Linked DNA regions of Mus musculus: all the other regions are linked to region 2. A link is a loop called in an ENCODE intact Hi-C map of the cell type or tissue named here. Cell type or tissue: heart. All regions are shown on one strand.

Region 1 (4,000 bases), 220 kb after region 2:
TCAATTGAGTTAAAAATATCTGAAGGCAACAAAAAAGTTACTAATCAAAACCCTAAGGTAGGCTATTTTTGAACTAGTTTTATATACAAGAATAGCCACGTTGCCAGTTTCTGCAAACTAAACCCTTGTTATTTACCTTCCTGCTGGTATAATTAGGTAGGGAGGATTTAAAGTTCTGCACCACAGCAGTTTAGGAACAGTGGCAAAGGTCTTTCATAATAGCATGGAGAGGCACCATTCAAATGACAAAGTTGCCAAGCAAGGCGGCTGCTTTTAAGATTCTTTACCCTCCCCCATGGCATCGGGCTACCTTATAGACGATTTTAATTGTGAAGAACAAGAGTCTCTTCTGCACTTGAGGCATAAAGTCTCCGATAAGGAATGAGATTACAAATTGGCTGCCTGTCGGGCACATTTTCCTGGGATTTTTTACTTTGTTGGTCTACGTGGTTTCGGCATATCGGTTGCCAACACGTCAGATTTAGAGATCACACATAAAACTTCAACGTTATGGTTTTGGTAATTAAAAAAAAAAAAAAAGGAGAATACGATTATTTTAATGGTGGACCCCCTTAAGGGCATGGATGGAACTCCCGTTTCCACATCATCTAACATTCCTATTGTCTTCCACCAGGCCGGTGTCATTCGCTTTATTTGCCAGGCCTCTACAGACATCTGAGTCTGCAAACACTATCCAGACCTTTACTGGCTCCCTTCAAAGCTTACTTTGTTCTGTCCCAAGTCCCTCATCAGATTTTAAAGCAATAGCTAAGCAATCTGATCAAGTACGTGTACTTTTACATGTGCTTTCTGGAGATAGCATCTCAACAGAAAGAGATGACTATGCGGGTGGGTATTACAAGTATCACGGGATTACAGTCAGGATTGCCAGTGTCCACTCTAACTTACTCTAGTCGTAGTAGCCACGCCACACAGCTCTCGGATGGACCAAGGCAATGGTCTCCTTTGTAGAACAATGGACGCTGGACTACATGTGAAACCTACTTAGGCAGCAGTGTGCTGATCATCCAATAACACTAAAAACTGCTGCGAGCAATTCTGACTTGAGCTTCCTCCTAGGATTCGAGGTACTGTCCTGACCACATTTCCCCTCACCTGTTTTCGGGGCTGCTTTTGCGCTGGACAGTCGCGCCCATGGACCGCGCTCATCTAGCATGAGCTCATCTCTCGGGGGCGTTTCCAGAAGGCCTGGTCTGGCCTTGTGCGCCTGCTGCAAAGGGCTCCCCCCCCCCCCCCCACGAGATCAGCGGCCCCCCGCGATGGGCGGGCGCGGCTGCCCAGAGGCTCTCCTTCTCTGGAAGCTTTGTTCCCATTTAAGCGCTAGAGGGTTCGGCCCCGGCCACGGCGCCCTACGTCTTTCAGAGAATAGACGTTCTCATAGGCTCAGCACGCGCGGTGGGGAGCCTCGGGCGCACTTGGTAAGCCGCGCCCCGCGGAGCTCCCGGGAATGGGGACGGCCTCACGCCCCACTAGAGCGCTCGGGGCCCGACCCTCCGACCGCAGCATTGTCGGACCGGGCTGCACAGCCAGCACGAGCGTCGGCTCGGAAAGCAGATGCAGGCCGACCACTCATCCCGTCCGCCCGCTTAGGGACCACCCGAGGCCAATCCCACTGCAGCTAGGTCTTGCGATTGCACAGCAGTGAGCGCCTATTGGCCGCCGCCACGGGCTCCTGCACCCTCCTTCTCCCTTTCGAAGCTCCCCTCCCCCCGCGCTCCAGCTCGACGCTGCAGACCAATGAGATGGCACTTTATAGGTGCCCTCCCTCCGCTTTCTTCTTCTCCCCGCCTCAAAGAGGGAGGGGAGGCTCTGACTGGCCCGATGTCCTCGGAAGCCCCCTTCCCTTCACCAATCACCGAGAAAGGTACACGCCCAGCGGAGTTGTCCAGCCAATGAGGAAACGGGCGCGGCGCCCAGCCGTGCAGTTCCTCCCGCGACTCGGGAGTTTCGCCGTCCTTAACTCTTGAGGCTTTTCCCTGAGGGCCAACAGCTCTGATTGGCCACTGTCGCTATTGTCGACTCTTCTCTCTAGCCAGCCACAGGACAAGGAGAACCCTCTTCCCTTCTGTTCGGCTACCTTCGGCATTCCTCGTTGCTGGGGCGTGGTCTCCCAGCGGCGTCTCCTCATTGGTTATCCAGGTCGCTCGGCTTTTTCCGGCAGGAGCTGCAAGCAAGCGACGTCTCTGATTGGTTCCGGCTTGGGTTTCGGCTCTACAGCCGAAGCTGGCGGGCGCGGGCTCGGCGAGCGATTCCCAGACGCCTGTAACGCGGGCGGCGGGGCGCTGGGCGGTGTAAGGGCTGGGTGGGGGAGGAAGGAGGCGGAGGACGAGTAGGAAGGGGGAGGGGGAGTGGGGAAGGGCTAGGCGGCTGCGCAGACGGCGCGCCTCGCACAGAGCAGCCCCCGACCCGGCCGAATGCGGGCTTGTGTCGCCGCCGTCGCCGCCGCCTGGGCCGAGTGACAAAGGAAGGAAGGCAGCAAGGAGGAGCCGGCCTTGCAGCCGCTGACAGGGCTTCGGGCTCCGGGCACAGCGCGGACACTTCCCGAGCAGCCGCTGAGCAAAGGCGAGGGGCGGAGGCCGGCCGTGCCGGGGCCACGGACGGGGGAGGGGACCCCGAGGGACGGAAGCGGTTGCCTGGTTCCCATGTCCCCGGCGTATGGGGAGCAGTCAGGGAGCCGCTGCCTGGGGTCTGAAGGGAGCTGCCTCCGCCGCCGCTGCCGCCATGGCCGCTGGATCCAGCCACCGCCTGCAGCTGCTCCTGGCGCAATGAGGAGAGGAGCCGCCGCCACCGCCCGCCGCTGACTCGCGACTGCGCTGCCCTCCGGTTCACCCGGCCGCCGCCGCCGTCAGACCGCCGGATCCCGCTGCTGCCGGAGCCGCAGCGTTTGCCGTCGCATCTCCGAGCCATCTCCTCCCTCCTTCCCATCCCCCTTCTCTTCAAGCGTGAGGCTCGTGATCCTTCCGCCGCTTCCCTTCTTCATTGACTCGGAAAAAAATCCCCGAGGAAAAATATAATACTCAGAGTACTTATTTTCAATCAAGTATTTGCCCTCGTTCACGTGATATATATATATTTTTAAGGATTCCACTCCACCCTTTTTCTCCTCTTCCAGGAAAGGGAGGTGAAAGAATTGTATTTTTCTCCCAGCTCTAAATCATCTATGTGTTAAATATCCGTACCGATCTGTCTTGAAGAAATACATAGCTCCTTTTTTTTTTCCTTCTTCTTAAATAGCTATACAAAAGGAGTGAAAAGCCAAGAGAACGAAGTCTTTCTTTCTCTTTCTTGCGGGAGAACTTAATGCTGCATTTATCATTAACCTAGCACCCTAACATAAAACAAAAGGAAGAAAAGGATTAAGGAAGGAAAAGGTGATTCAAGAAGAGCCATCATGTCGGGGCGACCGAGAACCACCTCCTTTGCGGAGAGCTGCAAGCCAGTGCAGCAGCCTTCAGCTTTTGGTAGCATGAAAGTTAGCAGTGAGTATCGATTTTATTTTACACCCTTCCTCCACCTTACCATTTAGATAAGAAACCTCGAAATACCAGGATCTTACACTAACAGACCTGATAGAACAGTCAGTGGTCGTGGAAAAGGGCAAAACCAGCCTTGAGTCAAGAAGAGGCAGGCTCCTTTTCCTCCTCCCATTCCCGTACCCCCTCCCCCCGCCTCATTAACCTTGGATTGAGAGAATATTAGTTTTATTTGCCTGATTGGATTTGAAACTTCTTTTCTTACGTTCTCCGTGCTGCTGGTAGTCTTTTCAAGTGCTCCAGTGCCTCCGGGTTAAGCGATGGAAGAAGCGTTCGCTTGCCCATCCCTTTGAATAAAGAAGAGGAGGACAAGGCTTGATTAATAAACCATGATGTACATTTGCCGAGTCCTTGTCTTCTGGAATGAGGGAGTTTATCTTAGTTAGCTCAGGTTATCAGGGTTCTGTATTCAAAATAGAGATATTAAATGCCCCAGCCTCCTAATA
Region 2 (4,000 bases):
GGGATCAACAGCCCCGGAGCTGTTTACTCTGGCGGCCAAGGCCACCACCGGGTGCCACACTATAAAGGGCGAGCTGCCCGCTCCGGGGAGCCTCAGGCCTCCGGCTCGCCCACCGAGCCCCGCGACGCCCGGGCGAGCACAGCTCCCTCACACGGTTCCCGGGAGCGCCAGGCCTCGGCTCCTGCGCAGCGGACGCCGCGCCGTGCGCCACGTGAGGCGGAGCCCGGCCCCCGGAGCGGCGCGCGCACCCGGCGCCGACCATCGCGTGACTCGGAGGGCGCGCGGGGGTGAGCGCCCGGGCCGTACCGGGCCGCGCCGCGCCACTTCCGACGCGGCGCTCGCTTTAGGTTCCGGGGCGCGCCGCCTCGGCTCGCGGGCCCGGGATCCGGCGGGATGGAGGAGGCCGCGCTCGGGGAGGCCGAACTCAACTGGTCCCGCCTCAGCGTGTCGGCCGAGGCGTTGGAGTCGGAGCTGGAGGCGCGCGCCGAGGAGCGGCGCGGCGCGCGCGAGGCTCTCCTGCGGCTGCTGCTGCCCTACAACCGCCTGACGTCGCTGCCGCGGGCGTTGGGCGGCGGCTTCCCGCACCTCCAGCTCCTGGACGTGAGCGGCAACTCGCTCACGGCGCTGGGGCCCGAGCTGCTGACGCTGAGCGGCCTGCGCACGCTGCTGGCCAGGAACAACCGGCTCGGCGGCCCGGGCTCGCTGCCCAAGGGCCTGGCCCAGTCGCCGCTCTGCCGCAGCCTCCAAGTGCTCAACCTCAGCGGCAACTGCTTCCAGGAGCTGCCCGCCTCGCTGCTGGAGCTGCGCGCCCTTCAGACCCTCAGCCTGGGCGGCAACCAGCTGCAGAGCATCCCCGCCGAGATCGAGAACTTGCGGAGGTGAGCGGCGGCGAGTCCCGGGGGTGGGGAGCGGGGCGGTGGCCCGAGCTCCGTGGCACCGGGTTGGAGGGGGAGGGGGACTAGGCGAGCCATTGTCACCCGTAGCGTCTGACCAAGGGTGGGTGGGTGGGTGGTAGCCTTTGGGTTGTGTTTGGCCTGCCGCAGGTCTTCGACGCCCCCCGCGCCCCCCAATGAACTCTGGAATTCATTGTGGAGACCATGCTAACCTCAAGCTCACAGAGCTCCGCCTGCCTCTACCTCCCAAATCTGGGGCTAAAAGACATGCGCCACTAAGCCGGACTTCGCCTTCTTTCTTGAGTCTAGACAGGGAGTCAAAAGGGCTCCCGTTAACAGAGGTTGGCGATTTCTTACTGGTTAAGTCTTCCGAGACTTTCCATGCGTTTGCATCAAAGTGGCATTTAACGTGGCGTAGGAGGTGCTGACCTACTTCCTTGGTTTTTATTTCCAGTTCCCCTCTTTTCCCGATACCCAAAGTACCATTTGTGGAGTCAGTGAGCCTTGCACACACACACACACCCAGAAAGGCAGCTTCACTAAATTGTGGGGTTGGGGTTGGGTACAAAAAAAAAAAACAAAAAAACCCAAAAACAACAACAACAAAAAAAAACCACGCTGCGCTTCCTTTGACCCTGAGGAACTATTCACATTTCAAAATTTTATCTTAGGAGTCTTTTCTGTAATTCTAAAAAAAAAAAAAAAAAAAAAAAAAAAAAAAAAAAAAACTGTTCCCAGGACAATTAGAGCCAAATTACTTCCTCTGTGTGTCACACATCATACCATTGTATCTGTGTTACTGTATGTTACTGAATGTGATTCCTTCTTTACAGGAACTGTCTGTCCTATCTCCTAGTGGCTTAGTCAGTAGTGTACTGGAGTGAGGAGGTGCAGAGAGGATAATAGAAGTGCTCTAATGTGCCCTGCAGGGGAGTCAAAGCAAAACAAGAAAGCATCTTCCACTTGTTAAATATTTTTCCTCTCTTTTAATTGGTTAGCCAAGATAAAAGAATGTGGAGCCAGAAAGAACCTTCGAGTTAACAGGGAAAACATTGACCCAGGAATAAGACTTTTTCTTCACATCTCACCCTTCTGCTGGTCACTTAGCACTTCCTGTTTGCCAAATGAGGCATCTGGACACAGTGTCCCTTAATTTGCTCCTCGATAGATGTTTACACAGTACTTGATGTGTCCCAACATTTTCCTAAGTTCTGGGGCTAATCCCCTGAGATAGAATGACAGGGATTTGACCTATTTTGGTTCTTGAGTAAGTGCCGTTTGAGTCAGCCTTCTGAAGGAAGTAACAGTGAAGATTTGAGTGTGAGCCATTGGACCAATCCAGGTAAAAAGAAGAGTGTGTGTGAAAGTCCAGGAGCAAGGAAAAGAACTGCTGAAAGATGATCATTGCAAAGAACCGGGGACACTCAGAGGGTGTCACATCTTGAAGACTTCCATAGAGTGTGGGTTGTATTCTGAGTGCACATGTTTGTTCCTGTGGAGTGGCAAGGGGCTGAATGAAGGAGAAGGGATTTGGGGGCTGGTTAGGAGGCCATTGTGGTAGACACCGGTAACCTACAACAGGAGTACTAGGGAAAGGTAGGATATAGGACAGGTAAGGGGAGATTATGTTCATTGGACAGACTTTGGTTCCTCTTAATTTTAACATGTCGTGTTTTATTTCAATCAAGTATTTTTAAAATTTTTTATTATTTTTGTTATTTTTGTTTTTTTGGTTTTGTTTGTTTCGAGACAGAATTTCTCTGTGTAGCCCAGGCTGGCCTTGAACTCAGAAATCCACCTGCCTCTGCCTCCCAAGTGCTGGGATTAAAGGCGTGAGCCACAATCTAGCATATTAGGAGGAGCCCAGGGAGAGTAGTCAATGATTCTAAGATGAGGCACTCTCCATTTTTAGAGGAAGAAACAAGGGCTCAGAGAAATGAGGTCTCTCTCAAGATCACAAACCTATTAAGTAGAACTGGATTTGAATACTGGGGTCTCTGATGCCAAATTCAAGAATTTTCCACAGTGGCCAGCTAGGGCTAGGACTTGAGTGTCTAGGCTTCTTTTCTGGGAAATACGCAATTCAGAGGATTGGGTCAGGCCATGTATACCTGGTTGAGCTGATTTCTGTACTGACAACAACTACGCAAGGCTGTTGGTCACTATGTTCTTGACTTGAATTTTTGCATCCTGGTTGTTGTTGTTGTTGCACTTTATTTCTCTACTAATAGGAATCAGCAAAGATTTAGATAATGAATTCTACTTGGATGTAGGCCAAAAGGCTCATTGCAGAATTGTACTCCTAAAGAAAGCAGCAGCTTTGACCATGGCCTAGTTCGTTTCCTTCTTTTCAAGGATGAGGAAGTTGAGATTTTGTATGAATGAGTTGCTTGAGGCCAGATCAAGGCCACAGCAAGAGTTGAGTGATTTTAGTTCCCAGAGACTGCTAACTATTCTGAGATAGTTCATTACTGGTGGGACATGGAGAGGTGGTGTTACAGTCGCTTGAACATCATGTTCTTCCAGAGCCTGGCATGTACTAGGTGCTGTAGTGGGCTGGTCTGCTCCTCCCTCCCTGCTGCTGAGGGTGGACTGCATGGCCTTCCACGTGCCAGCCAAGAGCCACTGCTTGAGTCAGGTTGACTATTTTGGCACATGAAGAAGATTCTGTCCTTGTAAAGAACACTTAAGAGAACAGTTTTTTTTTAATTACACAGCATATATAGGCCACAGAAACTCCTCGTGTCCACTAGTCACATTCCAGGGAAGAATAACAAGTCTTGGTTGCGTGTGCCACTGGCCTCTCTGCGTCTCCTGGAGGTCTCAGATGAGATCTTTGCACTAGACTTGTTGATCCTTCCCTTAGTGGCAAAAATTAAAAAAAAAAAAAAAAAACAAGTAAATGGGTGCTGGAACGGAGCTCTTGTTTATTTTTATGATTGACTTCATTCCCCTGAAGTCAGGATATTATAAATATAATTCTGTTTGTATAGGATTTATCAGCAAATAAATGTACGTTTGTGGCTTTTGTGTAGGCAAACATTTTTGTTTTACAGTGCTGAAAGGTAGTAGTTCTCATTTGACACTTCTTCTAATGAACTTAGGTT
Region 3 (4,000 bases), 55 kb before region 2:
GAAGAATGGGGACATGACAGTCCAAGGTGACAGTGACATCATTTCGCAGGGGAAACTGAAAATAAATCACCCCCTGTAGTGACAGTCGCTTCCTGTTACACAGCACATGGCGCGGCTCAGTTAATTCTCAAGACAATTCTAACCTTCAATGTTTTATGTCTGCACCCAAGGAAGGGGGTTGCAAGAGAATACTCGTGGCAGATAAAGAAGGGGGCTGGGTATGAGTGCTGCATATGGGATCTAAACGCCTTACACTTGCTATTGTAACATCCATATTCCCATTATAGTTTCCCTAACCTTAATGCATACGGATGTAAGAATCAACCAAACATAAAGGAATCATTTGCCTTTGGTTGGAGGAACATCCAACTCTATCGCTTTTTGTTACTGGGCCTCTCAAGTCAGCTTTCCTACCTGTAAAAGAGGGATAATATGACTCTGGAATTAGGAACATATAGAGCGCTTAAGTAGCACCAACCATAGTAGGTCACTTTGAGGGAAGCCAGGTGTTTACAAATGGATTCTTAGTTACCCGTGGGCTGAATAGAGGTTTCTCTCTCTCTCTCTCTCTCTCTCTCTCTCTCTTTTTAGTTTGGGGAACTTAGGCAAATTATTTGACCTTTTGGGGCCTCAAATTGCTCGTTTGTAAAATGGAGCTAATAATCATATGCATGCTCTTCTCAGGTTAGCCATGCAGTAAGGTGAAATGCTGTGTGTGAAAACATTCACGTTTTTAATTGCACTCTTCAAGTACTAGTTGTTAGGGTGAAAGAAAAAGGTGTTCTCCTCCAAACATAACGTCAGTGAGCTACCTGTGCAAATGACTTGGGTTGAATTCAGATTCCACATAATAGTGTTTATTAGGAATATTTACCACAGTAGGAGAGAAGAGGGGGTAGCTCATTGGGTAAAAACACTTGTAGCCAGGCCAGAGGGCCAGAGGTCAATCTCTGGAACTCACCCGATGGAAAGAGAACCCCCCCCACACACACACACACACCCAAAAAGCCATCCTCTGACCTCCACAAACTTGCCCTGACTGGTGTGCCCCTCCCACACACCAATAACTAAACAATAAACATGCACATGAGACAAGATGAGGCTCTGAACTCGGCAGGATCTTCTGCAAGCAGCCCTGTAAGGTGTCCCCTTGATCATGCTCGCCCCCTCCCCCACCCACCATTTTCTCCTGCCCCACAGACGAGGAGATGTGTAGTTTAAAGGATCAGAGGGACTAGTTAAGTACACACTGGGAACATTTGAGTTTTTCCTTGAATGCAGACATATGCCAAAGCTCACTGATTTGTGCATTTGTGTATCTTCAGCTCCTGTGATAGGCCCAGGGGTTAAAGTGTTCAGCTCAGGGAAGTTGAAGAGGCCACTGGAATTGTCTTTTATAACAATCAGCACTGTCTTTTTCTATTCCCTTCTGGCTCTGCTTTTTGCTCGGAGACACAGCTCCCACAAGAGGGAGAGCCCTGTCTGTCTGAAGAGTTTGCTCAATTTTATTCCCCCTCTCTGTTTAGGAAACAAAGATCTAAATCCATCCTCCACCCTTCTGGGAATTACTTCCTCTTTTCTTCACTGTCTGCCAGCTTTTTTGAATTCTCCTTAGCAACATTTTAAAAAAAAAAATTAGTTTAGCAACAGCATTTAAGCCAATGAGATCTGAGCATGCAAATGAGTTCTAGACCAATGAGAGCTCTGCATGGCAGGCAAGGGGGCTTATGGGAGACAAGAATAACCTGGAGTTTGCAGAGCAGCCTCCAAGTGGCAGCAGAGCAGCTATTATGGACCCATCACCTCTCAAGCCTCTACTTTGTTTCCGTGTGTGTGTGTGTGTGTGTGTGTGTGTGTGTGTGTGTGTGTGTGTGTGTGTGTGTGTGTCTGGTTCCCCCGTTTAAAACATTTACTGTTACAGTAAGCCTTGTAGGTATGAGTTCTTTAGATACACTGTAGGCAAGGGCTGGAAATGTGGACTTTGCTGTTACCCAAGTCATTCGTAGGCCTCTTCTGTCTTTGTTGTTTTGTAACCAGCTCCAGCCCAGTCGTCTAAGGCCTGGAAGCCTTGGGTGATTCAGCCAGCCCAGCCTGGCGGAACAGAGGCCCCGGGGGAATCCCTGTCTTTGTTTATCCACCACTACCACAGAGCTGGGGGGTGAATGTCGTGGGAGTAAAGGAATGTACCACCAACAAACTGGTCCTATCACAATCCACATGTGGCATACAGACCTTCCTCTCCCTGCAGTTCTGTAACATCTGTCTGAACAGGAAACCTGACCAGCAAGAAGCTTGGGGGCCATACTCTTTTTGGAGTGGGTTTGGTCCTCTTCATCTTGTAGCCTGGGTACACACAGAGAGTGGCTGGATATCATAGCATATCCACATGGTGACCATCCTTCGGTCCTTTCAGATGGTATTGCAGTAAATACCTTGGTGTTAAGATGTCTGGATGTGTCTCCAGTGTTTCCATTTCTTCCTAGCTTAGACTTCTCATCCTTAAAGAGACAGTTAAGGTGTGGAATCTTCAGAAAGGGCCATCTGATTCTCCCATACACCCCTGCTCCCCAGAGCACCCACTGTGGCCCTTCCGTATATGTGTTCCTCCCTGAGAGTCACAGAGTTCATGAGATCAAAGATTGCCCTGTGTAGCTCTAGCCCTTAGCATAGTGCTGGCTTTATCACAAATGCTCAAACCGTATTTTTTTTTAATGAGGAAGGATGCAAGAAAGTCACTCTTCACAGGGGAACAATCTTCAGTGCCTGTACCTGAGCCAGAACAATGCCTGTGAGTCTGATGCTAAAAGATAACTTTTGGCACACGGAAGCCCCAAGCCTGAAAGGTCATTACCACCAATGTTTCATCCTGTGATGGGCTCATCTCAGTAACGTGGCATCCTTTATGATCTGTGTTTTAGGAGGAACCTAGAAGCAAATCCAAGATCTGCGCCAATGTGTTTTGTGGAGCTGGCAGGGAATGTGCCGTCACAGAGAAGGGGGAGCCCACGTGCCTCTGCATTGAGGTGAGTCCTGGTGTCAGGCATGGGGGGTGCTGACTGTTTAGGGGGTCCTTGAGAACTTGCTCAGTAGGAGATGCGCTTGCTGCCATCACAGCCTCAGGACCTACACAGATGACTGGCATGGCAGCAGGAGGCACTGACCGCAGTGCTGGGCGAGAGGAGGCAAATCCATGGAGTTCACTGACTAACCATTCCAGCCAAATCATGAGCTCCAGGCATAGTGATAACTCTATCTCAGAAAGTTATACTGAAAACAACCAAGGACAACACAATATGGATCTTTGGCCTCAATACATACATGAACACCAAAAAAGAAAGAAAAAGAAAAAAAAAGAAAAAAAAATGATGTTAACAAGAAAATAGAACCAGTCTGGTTGTCCATCAGCATATGAACAGATGATGGAAATGTGGGACATATAGACAATGAATAATTATTCAGGGCTGGAGAGATGGCTCAGTGATTAAGAGCACTGACAGCTCTTCCAGAGGTCCTGAGTTCAAAGAGGTCCTAGGGGCTCACTACTATCTGTAATGGGATCCAATGCCCTCTACTGGTGTGACAGTACGCTCACATACATAAAATAATAGTTTTTAAAATGATATAAAAAGAAATATTATTTATCTTTAAAGAAAAATGAAATGTGTAGGAAAATAGATGGACCTAGAAGGTGTACTATTAAGTGAGATGATTCAGGCTCAGGAAGAAAAACAAAACGCATGTTCTCCTTCCCATGTGGATCCTAGACCACACATATAACACAGAGAGGTGTACAGGAGGGTACAGTTGAGGTTGAGAGAGGAAGGGGTGCTACGATGCAGTCATCGGTGAGGTAGGATGGACAGAGGGACGCATGAGTCATGAAAGGATGTACATCAATATTTTGTCTAGTTTCTAGTCTGTCATAGTTTCTACCTTTTGAATTTTGGGTTTATTTGTTTTTGTGCTGCATCTGAAGGAGCAAGAATTGTGTAGTTTTCCA
Region 4 (4,000 bases), 77 kb after region 2:
CAGAATGCCAAATGTAAACTATTTTCAGCTGGCAAAATAACATCCCTGCCCGAGCATGAGACAAATCATAGTCAGCTGCTGTGGACAGTCTAAAGCAACCCCACACCTGGGATTAAAACAAAAACATAGTCCCTTAACATTTCTGTGCTTTTAAAGGGACCAAAATTCTCATGACGCCAGGGAGTCTCAATTTGGCACATACTGGGCACAGTTGGCAGTGACTGGCAGTTGTTGAAACTGTTAGGAGAGGGCCAGGCATGCTGCCAAACATCCTCTCTTCAAAAGATGGTCCAGACAACAAAGCATTATCAAGCCAAAAATAGGTCTTTGGTTTACCACTAAGATGGAGAAGACAATGTAAAAACACACGTCCTTCCAGACTACCATAGTGTAGTTTGCTCTGTGACTCCTCACATTGCTCATTGCTAGAATACTCAGTAGGAAAGTAGGGTGTGGCTAGAAAAAAAGAGAGAAAGACCCTTTCTGTTGGAATTCCAACAAAATTAGGATACGAATAGCCATGCCTTGTTTGCTTCGTAATTTAATATTCAGTCATCTGTCCAGACAGCACAAGAATTCAAATGCTGGATGGGAGACAGCGGACTCTAATTTTCTCGTGATTGCTCTGTCATGAAGCTGGTAAATAATTCAAGAATATGGTAGAGTCCAGTGACAGGGCAACACCTGGTGCTGTATTGTTTATGTCTAAGTACAGACTCCAAAGACGGCACTCAGCACCTGTCACAATTGTTCTGCTTTAACCATGGGTCTAGTGTTCAGTGACTATTGATTAGTAGCATCTAATATTTGTCCAAGTTTCACACACACACACACACACACACACTCACACACACTCACACACACACACTCACACACACACTCACACACACACACTCACACACACACACTCACACACACTCTCACACACACATACACACTCACACACACTCACACACACAGATGCTATACTAGGTGCTTTCAAAAACACAAAGCAGAAATGGCAACCTCTTACATTCCTGTGACTAACCCCAAATCTATCTTTTCTATTAAAAGATGGGTTTGTTTTCAAATGTAGGGATAAGACTCAGGCATGTCCAGTCTGTGACCCGTGGACCACATGCCCCATCCACTTCTCTCTCCTCCCCTCCCTCTCTTCTGCACATCTTGCTTTGTAGCCAGGCTGGCCAACTCCTACACGCCCACCTCGGCCTTCCAAGCACTGAGACTGCAGGTGTCTGTCTTGGCTTCTCTTCTGATCACAGTATTCATATTATGAATATTTTCTGAGCGTAATAATCTCTCCTCAGTGGGTCACTCAGCCCCTCTCCCTAGAACCCAACTAACCCATGGCAGCTCCGTGATTCTGACAATTTAAAAGCCAGTACACAGAGGGGATAGGAACTCCACTGGAAGACCAATAGAGTCAACTAACCTGGACCCCCAGGGCTCTCAGAGACTGAACTACCAACCAAAAAACATGCATGGGCTGGACTTAGGCCTCCCCACACAAATGTTGTCTATGTGCAGCTTGTTCTTCATGTGGGTCCTGAACAACTGGAACAGGGGCTATCCCAAAGCTCTGGCCTATATGTGGGATACGTTCTTCTGGCTGGGCTGCCATGTCTGGCCTCAATGGGACAGAAAGCACCTAGTCTCAAAGAGACTTGAAGTTTCCGGGTGGGGAAGATATCCAGGGGAGGGGACCACCTGCTCAGAGAAGAGGGGAGGGGGTGGGGGAAGGATTGTGGGAGAGGGTGACCGGGAGTGAGCAGGATGTAAAGTGAATAAGTAAAAATAAATGTTTAATTAAATTTAAAAACTAAATAAATATGGGGGCTGAAGAGATGGCTCACAGGTTAAGAGCACTGACTGCTCTTCCGAAGGTCCTGAGTTCAAATCCTAGCTCACAACCATCTGTAATGAGATCTGATGCCCTCTTCTCGGCTACCTGAAGACAGTTACAGTGTACTTACATATAATAAATAAATAAATCTTTTTTTAAAAAACTAAATAAATAGATAAAAACCAGTACACGTTTTGGGCAACTCAGCTGTCTGGACATGGAAGGCTCTTCCTCATCCTGAGAGACAAGAGACAATATGGGCCCTTGATCCCAGAATCACCTAGGATCAAACAGAGGTTAAGCAAGGAACTGTGTGGAAAGATCTTAGGACATGAATTTGGGGGAGGGAAAAGGGGATGATGTGCCTTATGAATCAAAAGTAACATTTATACTTTAAAATGTTGCGATATTTATAAGCATATACCTACACACGATAGAATGTAACCATGTATAGCTGAGATACTAAAACCATTTTAAACCTGCGTGTGCATGTTTGTTAACCAGTCTGATTGCTTCCCTCCAGGGCCCAGTGTGGGAGCACGTGGAGTGCTGACTGCCCTCTGGTGGTGAGCCAGAATCAATTCGTTCTATGACCTGAGATGCCCACTCTTGACCATGTGCTACCCACTGGGAGCCAGGAACCAGCTGAAGAACATTTGCTCTTCAAATATGCATGATGAAGGAGACTAATGAAACAACCTTTCACTTCTACTTGGAGCCATTTGTTTTTTAATCCTGGATTTGGACTCTGGAGGCAACTCTGAGATGGAGCCTCTGGCAGAAAGACTCGAGTTGTTTCTGTGCTTCAGCGAACGGTTTGCATCCTTGACTGGGAATAGCCAAGACTGAGTAGATGCCCATAGAAGTGCATGGGGTGACATGGAGCCAGAAATCAACTGCTCTGAATTTTGTGACAGTTTTCCTGGTCAAGAGCTGGATCGGAGACCCCTTCATGATCTTTGCAAGACAACCATTGTAAGTGAACAGCCATGGGGCGTTATATAGATGCCATGGGACTAGACATAAATATGGTGATGGTGGTAGTGGTAGAGAAGGAGGAGGAGTGGGGAGGGGCAGAAAGAGGGGGGAAGGGGGAGGAGGAGGGGGAGAGGGAGGAGGAGGAGGAACTGTCCATGTAGCACAAGCATGGCCCTACTTTGGTGCCATCTATAGATCCTTTATTCTTTTGCTTGTTTGGTTTTGGTTTTGTTTCCCTGTGTATCCCTGGCTATCCTAGAACTTGCTCTGTAGACCAGGCTGGCCTGGAACTCAGAGATCCGCCTGCCTCTGCCTCCTGAGTGTGAGGGCTCATATTAAAGGCGTGATCCCTCATTATTAACCTCTCCTTTTTTTTTTTTTTCTGCCTCCAGACTGAGTCCCAGCACAGTAGTACAGCCGCCTCCCCACTGTCTCCTGCCCTCTTGGGGATTATGTGGACCTTTCTCAGCTGTGGGCTACTTCTGGTGCTCTTCTTTCTGGCTTTCACAATTCGCTGCAGGAAGAACAGGTAAGCAGCCTCCTGCCTAGAGTCTCAACCCCTATAACCAGAACTGTGAAATCCAGAATGCTGACATCATCTTGGCACCAAGAGCGGCTAGGCCTAGCTAGGGTCCCCCTACTGCAAAGCTAGTGACCATAGGGACCTTGTCTCTCATGCTTCCCACTGTGCCTCTAACACTTCAAACAGACTGACACATAATGGATACAGTAAGTGTGCTTGGTGGTCTTGGAAGAAAGGATGCTTAAATCCAAGTGGTGAGTGCTGCCAAGAAAAGAACCGTAAAGGGCATGAGTATGGGGTAGAGACCTACACGATTTTTATAATGTAAACTAGCGCCCTGTCAGCAAATTATACAATGATATCATTATCTCTCATGTGGTTTGCTCCCAGTAAACCAGTAGCTGAAAGCATTCTGGGGCAAGCTTTGTTCACTTAAACGAAAGAAACTTTGGGCTGGAGAGGCAGCTCAGTAGACAAAGTGCCTGCCTAGCATCCACAGAGCCTTGGGTTCAGTCCTCAGCATCATGTATACCCAGATGCTTGCCTGTAATCCCAGAGCTCAAGCGGGAGGCAGGACTATTAGGAGTTCAAAGTCATCCTTGTCTATAGAGAGTTTGAGATAGTCTCTCCCTTCCCAGCCAGGGAGGTGGATCAGT
Region 5 (4,000 bases), 190 kb before region 2:
TTGACTAGTTTCGGTTGTGAATCTTTCATTGGCAATAAATATTATTTGTATTTTGCAGTGTCTGTCAAGGCCATTCTGCTCCCATGGACTCACAAGTCCCCCAAATCCTCTTCTACGGTGACAATAAGCAAGGGCTATTCAAAACGGGAGGTATAATTTGGAGGCTGTCAATTTGCCAGGAATTTTGCAAAGGTGTCTTGCAGATAGAATAAAGGGTCCCCTTGACTTCTGTGGAATATGCGCTTAGCTTAGCCAGATCCCTGCAGAGTGTCAGATGTGTTGGGATCCCACGAACACATGACAACACTTTTCTTTTTTTTCTCCTCCTACATCAACACCCTGCAAGCAGACCCAGAGCACAAAGTCAGCCCTGGAAAGAAGAGGAGCCAGTGTCAACCAGCTGGATGGTGAGAGGAAAACGTGGAGGTTGGCAGAAGGACAAAGGAAAGGCGGCTACCTCGTCCTGAGGGAACGAAAGAGCAAGTGGCCATTTCCGGAGAGCTGCACTGCTCCCTGCAAGGCTGTGAACCAATGGTGGTTTGCCTTCAGGTTAACAAAAGAAAAGGAATCCTTTGGATGTTTGCCCAGAGCCTTTGAAAATAACCTCATGCTACCACCCTGAACAATGTTTTAGGGACATTTAGGGACCCTGAAAGAGGCATAGCTCTTTTATGAAAGGAAAGTTGCTTGTTTTGTTTTGAGACTGGTTCTCACTTTGCAGACCAGGCTGGCCTCTGCCACTGTGCCTCTCCCGGTAAATTGCTAATTTGTGAAGAGGAGGTTTTGAAGAGAAGGGGAGGGGGCATAAGACGGTCCATTCGGGGGGAACAAGCATCCTAGTCACACATCTGAAAATCTGCCCCTCCTTCACGTGATGCTCATACCCTCTGCCTATTGCCCAGGGGTCTCCCTTGCTAACCCAGGACCACTCCCCACGGGTGTGGCTGCTCCAGTCAACAGCTGCTAGCTCCTATATTCTGTTCCTGTTGCTTCAACGCTGGAGGTCCTTCTTTGTCTCTCCCTCAACCGCTGCCTCTGGACTTGGCATTTCTCATACAGAAGGCTAGCCTTTGTGTCCTTTAGGAAGGACAGGGCTTCTACCTTGTTTAATATCAACCTTAAGGAGAGGAGACGAGAGAAGAGGGGGAGAGGCCGGGAAGGAGGGGGAGACAGAGACAAAGAGGGGGAGGGGAGAGAAAGGAAGAGATAATGAGGAGAGGGAAGAAGGAAGGGAGGAAAGGAGGGAGGAGAGACAGACAGACACACACACACACACACAGAGAGAGAGAGAGGGGGGAGAGGGAGAGGGAGAGAGAGAGAGAGAGAGAGAGAGAGAGAGAGAGAGAGAGAGAGAGAGATTTTTTCTTCTGTCTTTCAGAGAACATTCTGCTCTTGCTGTTCTCAGTTCTTCCTGTCTTTTGCAGAGCTTAAGACCGAGGGGAGAGGGAAGGAAAGGAGAGCCGGGTGCGTCTTCGCTGCTATGGAGTTGGATGGCTTATTTTGGATGGCTTCCTATCTAGACCCGGCAGGCCCGCCCCCTAAGCAAAGAGGCCTTGTTTAATGCCAGCGTCACATTTGAGGCAAGAAGATGAAAGTTCAGAAAAAGTCCCCCTTTTTAGGAATTTTTGCAGCACTTTTATTTGCGTGACACATATTAAAAAAAAAAAAAAAAAGTCTGTTCGGCTACCCTCCTGCATGCCCTCCCATTAGCATGGCCCCTTCATAACTGCCTCCTCTGGGCCTTGGGACCTTGGCAATCAGTCAGGGCATTTAAGCTCTGGCATTAGGCAGCAGGATTTGGAAAAGCCAAGACCTTGGGAAAGAAAATAAAAGTCTTAAGTGGTCAAAGCTGGGGTTACGTAATCCTATTTCTCTTGGGATCCAGATGGTAACGTTCTTCAGGGCAGCCAGTAGGGGGAGCTCAGGACGTTTATCAGAACTCCAGCGATCCGATGGTCAGGAGCCAAGTCAAGGCACAAATAAAACAATGAACCTTTGTGGTTTCTCTTCAGCTCTTAATCCCGAGAGGCTTCAACCCGGACAGCCTGATTCCCACCCTGAAGGACCCAGCGACCTTCTCCCAGGACGCCTTAATAGGTTTTCCGGAGTCTGTAGACTCAAATCCCCCGCCCCCTCCTCCTAAGTCTCTCATCGGTTTCCCAGGCTCTTGTGGGCTCCGTGCCTTTCTTTTGTCTTCCTGACTTTCTTGTGTCTAAGTTTCTTTCTTGTTTCTCTTCACTATCCTCGAGTCACTAGTAAAACCTACGAAAAATGCAAGGGGGTGAGCCCACCCCCAGACAAATACATCAAAGCCCCGCACTTTGAATAAAATCTAAAACACGCTGGTAAGCAAAAATGGCGAAGTCCGCCACCACGTGGCCGTGAGGTCGCATCTTTCAAGTCCTTGTCTTTGCATAAGCGGCCCTTTGCTACCCCACAGTGACTTCGGTCTGTCTCTTAACTTCCAGGACTGGGTCTCCTGGGTATTTTAGAGAAGGCACTGTCAGCTTAAAGCGGATAACTCCAGTTGTGGGGTTTCTGATTTTTGAACAACAGTCTCCTGAACAGTTCCAGAGCACAATGGAATTTTTAGAGTTAGGGACTGCTGTGATCCAGATAAGAAGTGGAAAAGCAGTTTTGCTCTCTGCCTAACTCTCCCTTGATCTGTGAGGTTCAGGTTCTCTGGGTGTGGGGGGGCCAGAACTTTTTCCTTTTCATTTGTTTTGAGATAAGGCCTCATATAGCCCAGGTTGGCTTGAACTCACTGTGTATCCAAGGCTATCCTTGCATTTCTGATTTTTCTGCCTTCTCCTAAGTGCTAGGATTAAAGGCATGTACCACACCCCAGGCCAAGTACCTACCTTTATTTACAGAACATTTCTCTTGGGGAACCTTGTATTTCTCTTCAAACTTGCAATTACTTGTGTGTGTGTGTGTGTGTGTGTGTGTGTGTGTGTGTGTGTATCTTTGAAGAAAATAGAGATTACATTCTCTTCCTGGGCTTTTAGACCCTAGGGAATCTAGAAAACATGGCTAAGCATGTTTGTAAAATGCCGGAAGATTGTATGCCAGTCAACTAGCAGAAGCTGCTTGGCCTGAAGCTCAAAGAGGCACTGAGGAGGCATGCTCTCTCTCAAATCTGATGCTGTGGTGGTGTGACTATTGTAGCCTCCTAATTGATGGCTCTCCTAATTGATGGCCCTCCTAATCCCATGGCCCCACCTCCCATTCCACTAATAGTCACATGAGTCCCTGAGAGGAAGAAACTAATTAGATTGGATAGGGCATGATACCCTTCGAGTTAGCCATGCTAGCTTTCTCCAGGAGCCAAGAACGGAAGGAAGCTGAGGTCTTGTCTAAGTCCTTGCCTTGCTAGTACTAGGCGGCTGCTCTCTCTCATTTCCTAGTTCCAGATGCTAATAGGGCTACGTGTAAGATCCAGGTAGGAGGTAGAGGGCAAACAGTCAATGTGACTCAATCCAGCATTAACAGCACCCTTTGCAGGGCCTTGGCCGGCTACAAAGACTGAATGAGACAGGTCTGCCCTGAATATAAATGCTCCCATTGCACACCTCTCCAGTATCTCTGAAGGAGAATAAAAGATGAAACTGCCACAACTCCTCCCTCCCCCCAGTACTGCCAAATAGGAGCATCATCAGGCAGGCTGCCTCTGCAGCACAATCCATAATCGCTCTGACTTCCAGAAGAACAACAATGAAAGTTACATTGCATTCTAAATTAAGCTTTGCATCACTCTGGAAACTAACAAAGAACCCCTTCCTACAGACTCAGCTCCTAAATTAAACATTGTGTCCTTGTACAGCTGTTTCAAATGCTGTTTCAAATTCAAAGACGGAAATGCTCCTTAGGTAGGGAAGAGAGGCGGGTCTCTAAGAAAAGAGATGGGGAAGGGGCTCCGTGGAGACAGGAGCACTGTGGTCAAGTAGTGGAGCAGCTGGGGAAAGATGTAATCAAGCAGGCGAGTGGATAAGATATGTTT

The links. Peaks named below come from ENCODE experiments on the same cell type or tissue, not always from the same donor. Only the 100,000 strongest peaks of a DNase experiment are listed, where the experiment ranks them.
Region 1: a loop joins it to region 2, with 2.8 times the contacts of the local background. A loop is called at or near these places in 12 of 42 quality-filtered maps.
Region 3: a loop joins it to region 2, with 2.4 times the contacts of the local background. A loop is called at or near these places in 11 of 42 quality-filtered maps.
Region 4: a loop joins it to region 2, with 4 times the contacts of the local background. A loop is called at or near these places in 8 of 42 quality-filtered maps.
Region 5: a loop joins it to region 2, with 5 times the contacts of the local background. A loop is called at or near these places in 10 of 42 quality-filtered maps.

What each region holds. Positions count from the first base shown.
Region 1 is chr16:38,087,114-38,091,113 of GRCm38, forward strand. Gsk3b (glycogen synthase kinase 3 beta) reads left to right here and starts at 1,888. Exons shown (of 11, transcript NM_019827.7): 1 at 1,888-3,500. The coding sequence starts at 3,413. It overlaps BC031361 (cDNA sequence BC031361), which reads right to left and starts at 2,147. Exons shown (of 1, transcript NR_033221.1): 1 at 1-2,147. In heart, a CTCF peak has its summit at 592; DNase peaks (open chromatin) are centred at 1,798 and 1,958; H3K4me3 peaks cover 3,913 bases; H3K27ac peaks cover 3,879 bases.
Region 2 is chr16:37,868,103-37,872,102 of GRCm38, forward strand. Lrrc58 (leucine rich repeat containing 58) reads left to right here and starts at 298. Exons shown (of 4, transcript NM_177093.3): 1 at 298-878. The coding sequence starts at 394. In heart, CTCF peaks have their summits at 81 and 1,785; DNase peaks (open chromatin) are centred at 149, 2,049 and 3,459; H3K4me3 peaks cover 2,570 bases; H3K27ac peaks cover 1,888 bases.
Region 3 is chr16:37,812,788-37,816,787 of GRCm38, forward strand. It overlaps Fstl1 (follistatin-like 1), which reads left to right. Exons shown (of 11, transcript NM_008047.5): 3 at 2,919-3,023. Among named protein-coding and RNA genes, the nearest start is that of Gm41452, 35 kb to the right of the region's middle. In heart, a CTCF peak has its summit at 1,727; DNase peaks (open chromatin) are centred at 1,104, 1,764 and 2,104; H3K27ac peaks cover 2,036 bases.
Region 4 is chr16:37,945,002-37,949,001 of GRCm38, forward strand. It overlaps Gpr156 (G protein-coupled receptor 156), which reads left to right. Exons shown (of 10, transcript NM_153394.2): 2 at 2,367-2,818; 3 at 3,214-3,350. The coding sequence starts at 2,723. Among named protein-coding and RNA genes, the nearest start is that of Gpr156, 31 kb to the left of the region's middle. In heart, a CTCF peak has its summit at 2,409 (motif pointing left); a DNase peak (open chromatin) is centred at 2,420.
Region 5 is chr16:37,682,959-37,686,958 of GRCm38, forward strand. It overlaps Gm35833 (a long non-coding RNA gene), which reads left to right. Exons shown (of 3, transcript XR_876061.1): 2 at 350-549; 3 at 1,425-2,340. Among named protein-coding and RNA genes, the nearest start is that of Gm35833, 4.2 kb to the left of the region's middle. In heart, a CTCF peak has its summit at 1,888 (motif pointing right); DNase peaks (open chromatin) are centred at 403, 983, 1,503 and 1,933; H3K4me3 peaks cover 2,205 bases; H3K27ac peaks cover 3,970 bases.